Regions from separate parts of the Homo sapiens genome. Here regions 1 and 2 are each linked to region 3. A link is a contact called in ENCODE Hi-C data. All regions are on one chromosome and are shown on one strand. Each heading gives the region's core, a stretch centred on a gene start or an enhancer-like site at or near the end of the contact. The rest is flanking DNA. Distances are from core to core; before and after follow the strand shown.

Evidence for each region. A loop is a pair of places that touch in the nucleus more often than their neighbours do. Pooled maps may share reads with other maps.
Region 1: a loop to region 3 is called in a pooled map, with 8 times the contacts of the local background. The contact joins the enhancer-like site here to the promoter of DOCK2 in region 3. A Hi-C loop is called at or near these places in 4 of 50 pooled maps.
Region 2: a loop to region 3 is called in a pooled map, with 4 times the contacts of the local background. The contact joins the enhancer-like site here to the promoter of DOCK2 in region 3. A Hi-C loop is called at or near these places in 7 of 50 pooled maps.

Annotation. Positions count from the first base shown.
Region 1 is chr5:168,680,795-168,683,494 of GRCh38, reverse strand. The region is part of intron 32 of SLIT3 (slit guidance ligand 3); the gene reads left to right. Among named protein-coding and RNA genes, the nearest start is that of SLIT3-AS2, 25 kb to the left of the region's middle. Within about 2 kb of position 1,419, at least 9 of the 41 ENCODE cell types and tissues checked have a DNase peak (open chromatin) inside an H3K27ac peak, as active enhancers do.
Region 2 is chr5:170,277,366-170,280,065 of GRCh38, reverse strand. The region is part of intron 3 of LCP2 (lymphocyte cytosolic protein 2); the gene reads left to right. Among named protein-coding and RNA genes, the nearest start is that of LCP2, 19 kb to the left of the region's middle. Within about 2 kb of position 1,350, at least 19 of the 41 ENCODE cell types and tissues checked have a DNase peak (open chromatin) inside an H3K27ac peak, as active enhancers do.
Region 3 is chr5:169,635,873-169,638,572 of GRCh38, reverse strand. It overlaps DOCK2 (dedicator of cytokinesis 2), which reads right to left and starts at 1,298. Exons shown (of 52, transcript NM_004946.3): 1 at 1,204-1,298. The coding sequence starts at 1,246. RefSeq lists an enhancer at 501-600 and silencers at 861-920, 951-1,430.

The DNA.
Region 1 (2,700 bases), core at 170-2,669, 960 kb after region 3:
ACTTCAGCCTCTCCAGCAGCCACCCTGGCTTGTGTGTGATGGGTGTGGCAGCTGGACTTTCACTTCAGATGCTGCCTTACAGCAACTTTCAACTGCTCACTTTCTTTTCTTTTTTTTTTTTTTTTGAGATGGAGTTTTGTTCTCTTGCCCAGGCTGGAGTGCAATGGAGCAATCTCGGCTCACTGCAACCTCTGTCTCCCAGATTCAAGCAATTCTCCCGCCTCAGCCTCCCTAGTAACTAGGATTAATTACAGGTTCATGCCACCATGCCTGGCTAATTTTTGTATTTTTAGTAGAGATGGGATTTCACCATGTTGGCCAGGCTGCTCTCGAACTCCTGACCTCAGGTGTTCCACCCACCTCAGCCTCCCAAAGTGCTGGGATTACAGGTGTGAGCCACAGCACCCAGCCAACCGCTCACTTTTTGCATATAGCTGCTCCTTAAGGAATGAACATCTGGGGAATCACAGATATGTTAGTTGGATATGTTAGATTTTTTTCAGCTTCTCAGTAAAATAAATGCTAAATATTAAAATAAAAATTTAGTTATAAATATTTTTATAATAGTAATAAAAATGACTACTAAAAGTTAAAAATGTCTGTGTTACACCTAAAATCATGTCAAACTACCAGTAGAAGGAGAGCCAAACCTTAGGGAAACCACAGTACAAAAGAGAGGCCACACTGTCCCCTCAGAGGCAAGAGCACATTTCATAGGGATTGGTGAAGAGCTGCAACTTTCAGACTTTCTTCCCCCTGCTAACTAAATCTTTTCTTCCATTAAAATCTTATATTAAACTTAAGAATTGTAAATACTTAGAAGCAAAACCGCCCTGCAGTGTTGAAGCAAAGATCCCCCCTCCACACACACTGTTGTCAAGGCCCCTGATAAATCATCCAACAAACCCAATTTGAAAGCCATTGGTTAAAACCAGTGGTTCTCAAAGCGTGGTCCCCAAGGCAGCAGCACCAGCATCACCTACAGACATGATAGAAATACACATTTTCAGACTCTACCCCAGAACTACTGAATCCAAAACCCTAGGGGTTGGCCCCAACACACCTGTGCTTCAGAGATCCTTCCAGGTAATTCTAATGCACAAGTCTAGGAAACACCAGTTTCCAAAGGAAAACTTCCTGCAGAAAGAGCAGTCTGAGTTGGGCCTTGAAGAAAGGGAAGAACTTGTGAGAGCAGAGAGAACAGGTGGGCAAGGCATGCTGGGAGGTCAGCAAAGACAGATGAGGAGCAAAGAAAAGGGTGTTGACCAGAGCAAGAGGCTCCCAGTGGAAGGTGGATAAAGACCAGGCAGGTTAGGACAGTTGGGCACAGTGGACACCAGAAGAAAGAGCTCACCCTGGTGGTCTCCCTAGAGCCTGGGCCGCCTAACATCTGTGTCCCTGGAGCCACAGGTCCTGGCCAAGTGGAGAGGACAGAGAGCCAAGGAGGCAGGGCCAGGGCAGCCTGTGAAGCATTTGCTATCACATAAATCCAGATGTGAACAAGTGATTCAGCCTCTTTGTGCCTCAGTTTTTCCCCCTCCCCCTTCCCATGTAATGTGAGCAATAGCAGGATGTACCTCTTAGGGCAGTCACTGAGGGTTGAAATAACACTGGAGGAAGTGCTTGGCAGATTAAGCCTTTACGCAGACATGTCAAGGACAGAAGGTGAAAGCCAGGCTTCCAGAAGCAGCTGAGCCCTGCCCTGAGCTGGGGGCCTTCCCAAACAGAGCCCAGCCTTTGCCCTCTGCTGACGTTAGCTGTCAGGGCTGGTGATTTGGTAGAAGGCTGGTGTGGGTGGTAGGAGTGTCGCAGCACTGTGCTGAGTTATGAAATGGAAAGTCAGAGAATTGCTGTCCAGAAGCTGCTGTCAGGGAGCCCTGAGTTTGAGCAGGTAGGTGGCCCTGGAGAGACACCAGGCTCTGTCTTAGCCACAGGGAAACCAAGCTAAGGATGCCCTGGCACTCCTGGCCTAGATCTTCATGCTGAGCCTGTAACAGATCTTTAGTACCCTTCATTCAGTTTCCAATCCTCAGGGGCCCAAGGCTCTAGCAATTCCAGATTAAAATGATTTTGCTTCCAAACACTTTTCCCTGAGGCAGCCCTGTTTCTGTTGCCATTAGTACACTCTCACTCATTCCACATCTACCAGGCCCCATGTTTGGGCCAGACCCTGGGCTAGGTGCAGGGGCCACAGAGCTAAACAAACACAGTCCAGGGAGGAAGACACACATATCAACAAGCAGTGGTTCCACAGCAAAATCAAATCATTCTCACTGGAGACACTGGTGTCATGCTACAGGAACACCAATGATGAAGCAAAGTTTTTTTGTTTTTTGGGTTTTCTTGGAGACAGTGTCTCACTGTGTCACCCAGGTTGGAGTGCTGTGGCATGATCACAGCTCCCTGCAACCTCCACCTCCCAGCCTCAAGTGATCCTCCTACCTCAGCCTCCTGAGTAGCTGGGACTGCAGGTGTGCATCACAACGTCTAATTTTTGTTTTTTTCTGGAAGAGACAGGGTTTCATCATGTTGCTCAGGCTGGTCTTGAACTCCTGGGCTGAAGCAGTCTGCCCACCTTGGCCTCGCAAAGTGCTGGGATTACAGGTGTGAGCCACTGTGCCCACCAGGAGCAAATATTTTTGCTTGGAGGACCTTGGAGGAGGAGGTGGTGTTTGAGCTGAGACATGACCTGTGCCTCAG
Region 2 (2,700 bases), core at 101-2,600, 640 kb before region 3:
AATTTTCACAGGACAATGCCTATTCCTACTGCATGCTTTGTGCACTGATATTTTCTATTCTATACCCCTTCCCCTTCCCTTCCCTTCCCCCCTCTCTCTCTCCCTCCTTTTCCACCTGCCTGGCAGCCTTCTTTTCTTGTATAGTTTCTTTCCTCTTGTGTCATCAGCAAAGTTGATTTCTAGACCCACTAGTAGGGCTTCCTTCACTGTTGTTCAAGTGTGGGGAGAATTAAAGGGCTACATCAGAGGCCAGCTAAGGCCCCGCATACCCCCACTCTCCTGTTTCACTCCCTTCATAATCACAAAGTTCCTTCTCCTGCCTTTCCTTCTCCTCCTTTTTTAAAACAAGCAAACAAACAAACAATTTCATCAGTGTCAAGAATAGCAGGATTTATTTCACAAGCTTTTTGGATGATAATAAAAATCACGTGGGGGCCGGTTGATGTCACTGAGCCTCAGGCTTCTCCTCAGAGAGTCCGTTCAGGTAGGTCTAGGCTGGGCCTGGTGATCAGTGTTTGCAACAGGTACAGCTAAGTAATCATGATGATCAGGCCCATCAGGGATTCCCTAATCAGGTTTAACCCCTGTATTGTGCTGATAAGGAATCTGGGGCCAAGTGAGGGCAGCTGCCTTGTCTGAGATCACACAGTGGGCGCCACCCTTGGGGCCAGACATTGTAGTTAGACTGTCTGTGCCTGCAGGCCCTGTACCTTGTACATTACCAGGAGAGACCTTAGACTGAGAAGATGAAGACTGGCCCCCACCATGCTGTAAGTTAGGGATGCAGCTGGGCTGGAACCTAGGTCATTGTAGAATGCTGCCTTCCTACACGGGCCTGGCTTCCTGTGGGGAGGTTCAGCCCATTTCCAGGGCCAGCTAGTCCCTTAAACAAAGGCAAGCAGAGAGGACTGCTGTCTATGGCTGCCCAGCCCCCATCACTTCTTGCTCTGGTCCTGAGCGAGGCCAGGGGTTTATGGGGTGAAGGGAGAATGAGTCACCTCCCTCCACTCACTGTCACTTGGTCCTCTGGGGGTAGGGTGTAATTTGAAGGTTTGCACCTAGCAATAGCCATAGCAACCACCTCCCTGCTATGCCCACCATCACTGTTGCACCGTCCACCAGACCCTGGCAGTGGTCCCACAGGCTTGGAAGGTGCTTTCTGTAGCCCCTTAAAGCAGGAGGACCCTGGGAGCCCACACTTTGCTGCAAGCCAACTGCCAGGACCTGTTCTGCCCCCACTCAGCTCTTTGCTGCTCCTCTGCTGAGGCCTGCGGTTTGACATTTCCTTCCTCACCCAATTCGAGCCCCGGCAGCCTCCAGCCTGGCTGCTAGAGATACTGGTGAGAGGCAACACCGCAGAGAGCAGGAGGTTCTTTCAAGATCCAAAGCAGCCTTGTGAGCTGGTCAGAGCCCTGTCAAACTCTGTAGGAGGAGGGCGTTGAGGTGAGCCTCAGTCCCACCTCGCTCAAGTCATTACTGAAATGTCACCTCTTCAGTGAGGCCTGATCATTTTAAATGGCAACCGCATCCCACCCCTGCACTCCCATCCCCCCCAGCCCCCCACCCCTGCACTCCCATCCCCCTCACCAGCCCCCCACCCCTGCACTCCCATCCCCCCAGCCCCCCACCCCTGCACTCCCATCCCCCCCGCCCCCAACCCCTGCACTCCCATCCCCCTCGCCAGCCCCCACCCCTGCACTCCCATCCCCCCCAGCCCCCCCCTGCACTCCCATCCCCCTCCCCAGCCCCCCACTCTGCATGTGCATGGTGCATATGCAGCACATTTCACCTCCTTAAAGTTTCCTCTCCACTAGCAGGGATCTTTGTTTTGCTCATTGATGCACCTTGAGCACTTCTAAGTTCCCAGCACTTAGAAGGCCCTCAGTGCACATTGTTGAATAAACAGGTGACAGAATGGGAGTGGCTGCTGCAGCCAGCACCACCTGACACGGCCAGGACACAGGACACTAACGGGGCTCCCTTGCCAGCTCTGTAGGAGTCCTTTTATCCCACATGCCCATCGTCTTCTTGAAACAACCACTTAAGGGAACCAAAAAGAACCATGTCACAAGCATTCTGACGGCATGGTCAGGAGGCAACTAGGAAGCCCCCGCTGCTGCTCTTAAAGCCTCGCTCTCTCTGCCCAGTCACAAAAGCCTGGAGTTGTCAACAATATTATTACAGAGAGTAAACCTTTCCCTCCCCTTCCTCCTTCTCTTTCCTCTTAAGTACCAGTGTGTTTATCAAAATTTGTTTATCCCATTGCTCTAATGAGGTAGGAGGTTTGGATACCATTTCTTTCTTTTTTTTTTTTTTTTTTTTGAGACGAAGTTTTGCTCCTGTCCCCAGGCTGGAGTGCAGTGGCGTGATCTCAGCTCACTGCAACCTCTGACTCCCAGGTTCAAGTGGTTCTCCTGCCTCAGCCTCCTGAGTAGCTGGGATTACAGGCGTGCACCATGCCTGACTAATTTTTGTAGTTTTAGTAGAGACGGGGTTTCACCATGTTGGCCAGGCTGGTCTCGAACTCCTGACCTCAGTGATCTGCTCACCTCAGCCTCCCAAAGTGCTAGGATTATAGGCGTGAGCCACCGCGCCCAGCCTGGAGCCCATATCTTGGGAGAAATGAGGGAGTTGAGGGGCAGGGGAGGTGATGGAGGAATCGAGAAATGGTGGCTGCTAAGGACTTCCTTTGCTAACTTA
Region 3 (2,700 bases), core at 49-2,548:
AACCCCATTCAATCCTCACAAGAGTCTCATGAGACCTGCATTATTATTACTTCCACTTTATAGACGAGGAAACAGACCCTGATTTGAACTCAGTTCTGACTTCCCAGTCCAAGCCTCTAGCCTTACACATAACTCCTCAAGGGCAGAAGCTGTATCCTTCCTTACTTTGTAACTGCCCCTTGAGATATGAATTATTATTTGTTCTCTGGATGGGGACCATTTATATCAAAATGACCCCACAGTGCCCGGTACCCAGTAATTGAGTGGATAACTGCTGATCTCTCCAGGGCAGTGTTTCCCAAACAGTGGCCTGGGGACCCCCTGCATCAAATCCCTCTGGGTGTTTGGGTCTTCCAATGCCTCACCTGCGAAATATTTATCTCTGAGATGGTGTCTGGTATCCGCCTGTGTAGGAAGCTCCAGAGTGACTTTTTATTTGATATTTAAGTTTAAAAACCACAGTGAGTCCATGGAGATTGCACCACGGATGACACTTAGAGTAGCAGCACCTGAGGCCTCCCTTCCCCCAGCCACCACTTCCGCCCCTGAGCTCCAGGCAGAGGCTTCTGGGAGTTTAGATGGCTGAGGCTGACGAAGCTAGCTTCTTGGTTACCCTAAGACCACCTGGCGGGAGCCTTTTTCCCCAGAGGCTCTGGGGGGCTGAGTAGAGAACCCCACCGTCCAGCCCCATTCCCCCAAGCTTGAGCTGCCCTCTGGATGCCCTGCCAAATCAGGAGTCATCTGACCCAGGAGGAACAGACAGGGGAAGCAGGCAAATGGGTGTCGCTTTGGAGGGGGTGGAAGTATGCATGGTGGGCAGGCCAAGGCTGAGCCAGGGGAGAGTGGAGCTCCCTCTACAAGGCCAAGTCTCCCACGCGGCGAGCTGGGGCACTCCTGGGGACGCCGAGTTTGGCGCGAAGAACTGAGTTGTCAAGCGCAGGTCTTGACCCTATCTCGGAAATGTCTAAGGTTCCCTCAGCAGGCGAGAGGGCGAGGGCTGTGCTTAGCCTGCGGGGTGGGGTCCCGCCGTCCTCTCCCCGAGCCTCGGCTTTCCCGCCCCGAGGCCCCGCCGCAGGCTGCGCCCTCTGACCTGCAGGCAGCGCGCCCTGCCCACCCCGCGCCGCCGGCCCCGCAGCATCCTCCTGCTCGCGGCTCTCCCGCCACCTGTCCCGCTCCCTGCCGCGCCCTGGGGCCCGCACCTACCCACGCCGTGCCGCTCCTTGTCAGCTTTGCGCCAGGGGGCCATGGCTGGGCCGGGGCCTCGCGTCCTCCCGTGGGGAAGCCGTCAGGGGGTGGCTGGGCGCCGCAGGGCCCCACTTCCTTCCTCTTTTCAAACTCCTCTCAGGGCCCGCCCTCTCCTCCCTCGCCGGGGCTCCCCGCTCCCTCCTCCCTCCCGTTGGGCAGGGGCACACTAGAAGGCTGGTGCCCCGTAGGCTAAGACACGCCACCCCACCCCACTTCACGCAAAACTTGGGGACCACTCCCACTTTGTCTCCTCCCCAGGCGAGGGAGCAGAGGCCAGTCCCCACCTGGGGCTCGCCAGACCACCACCGCAAGTGCAGAGAGTTTCCTGATTGCCGTGCCTAGGGACTGAACAAACCTCCTTAACTCCCCTCAGCATGAGCTTTGGTGTCAGATCTCGGTTCGAATCCAGACGGGGACAAATGACTTCATTTTTCTAAGCTTCAGTTTTCTCATCTGTGAAATGGGATACTAATACCTACTTCATATGATTATTGTGAGGGTTAGAGAGACAATGTACACAGCAGGTGACATGGAAGAGTAAATGTTTACCTGGAGGTGGATCCTTTACAGCCTTTTTTTTTTTTTTTTGTGAGACGGAGTTTCGAGTTTCTCTCTTGCTGCCCAGGCTGGAGTGCAACGACGCGATCGCGGCTCACCGCGACCTCCGCCTCCCGAGTTCAAGCGACTCTCCTGTCTCAGCCTTCCCAGTAGCTGGGATTACAGGCATGCACCAGCATGCCCGGCTAACTTTGCATTTTCAGTAGAAACGTGGTTTCTCCATGTTGGTCATGCTGGTCTCGAACTCCCCACCTCAGGTGATCCGCCAGCCTCAGCCTCCCAAAGTGCTGGGATTACAGGTGTGAGCCACCGTGCCTGGCCCATTTACAGCTTTTTATCGTTTTGGTGCTACAAACCCGTTGGAAAATCTGATGTAAGCTCTAGAAGCTCTACTCTGAAAATACGTAAATACACTATTTACCAACATCACTGCAAGGTGAAGGGTGCTGTCACAGCCAGCAACAGTGGGACCCAGGAAAAGAGCCCTAGAGTTAGGCTAATGGAGACATTTCCTCGAAAAATCTCATTTTTGCTCTGAGAACAGATTCTGTCCAAAAAAAAAAAAAAAAAGTCTGATCCACAGTGATAAGGCTGAATTTAAGTTTTGCTGAGTTTTCTTTCTTTATTCATGACTCTCACTACCCCTTTCTGCCTTACACTGGAGAGTCATTAAGATAGATTAGGCAATATCACAGCTGAACTGGAGCAACAAAAAATTATTGATTTTGTTTTATCTGCAGTTATTTTCTTTTCTGTTTTCTAGCAGCACAAATTAGGTAATAATGTCTTATACAGTCAGCAGTGGTATTAGGGTTCCACCAGATGACCAGAGTAGGAGATTTTATATATATGCATACATATATATACATACATACATATATGCATATATATATACAC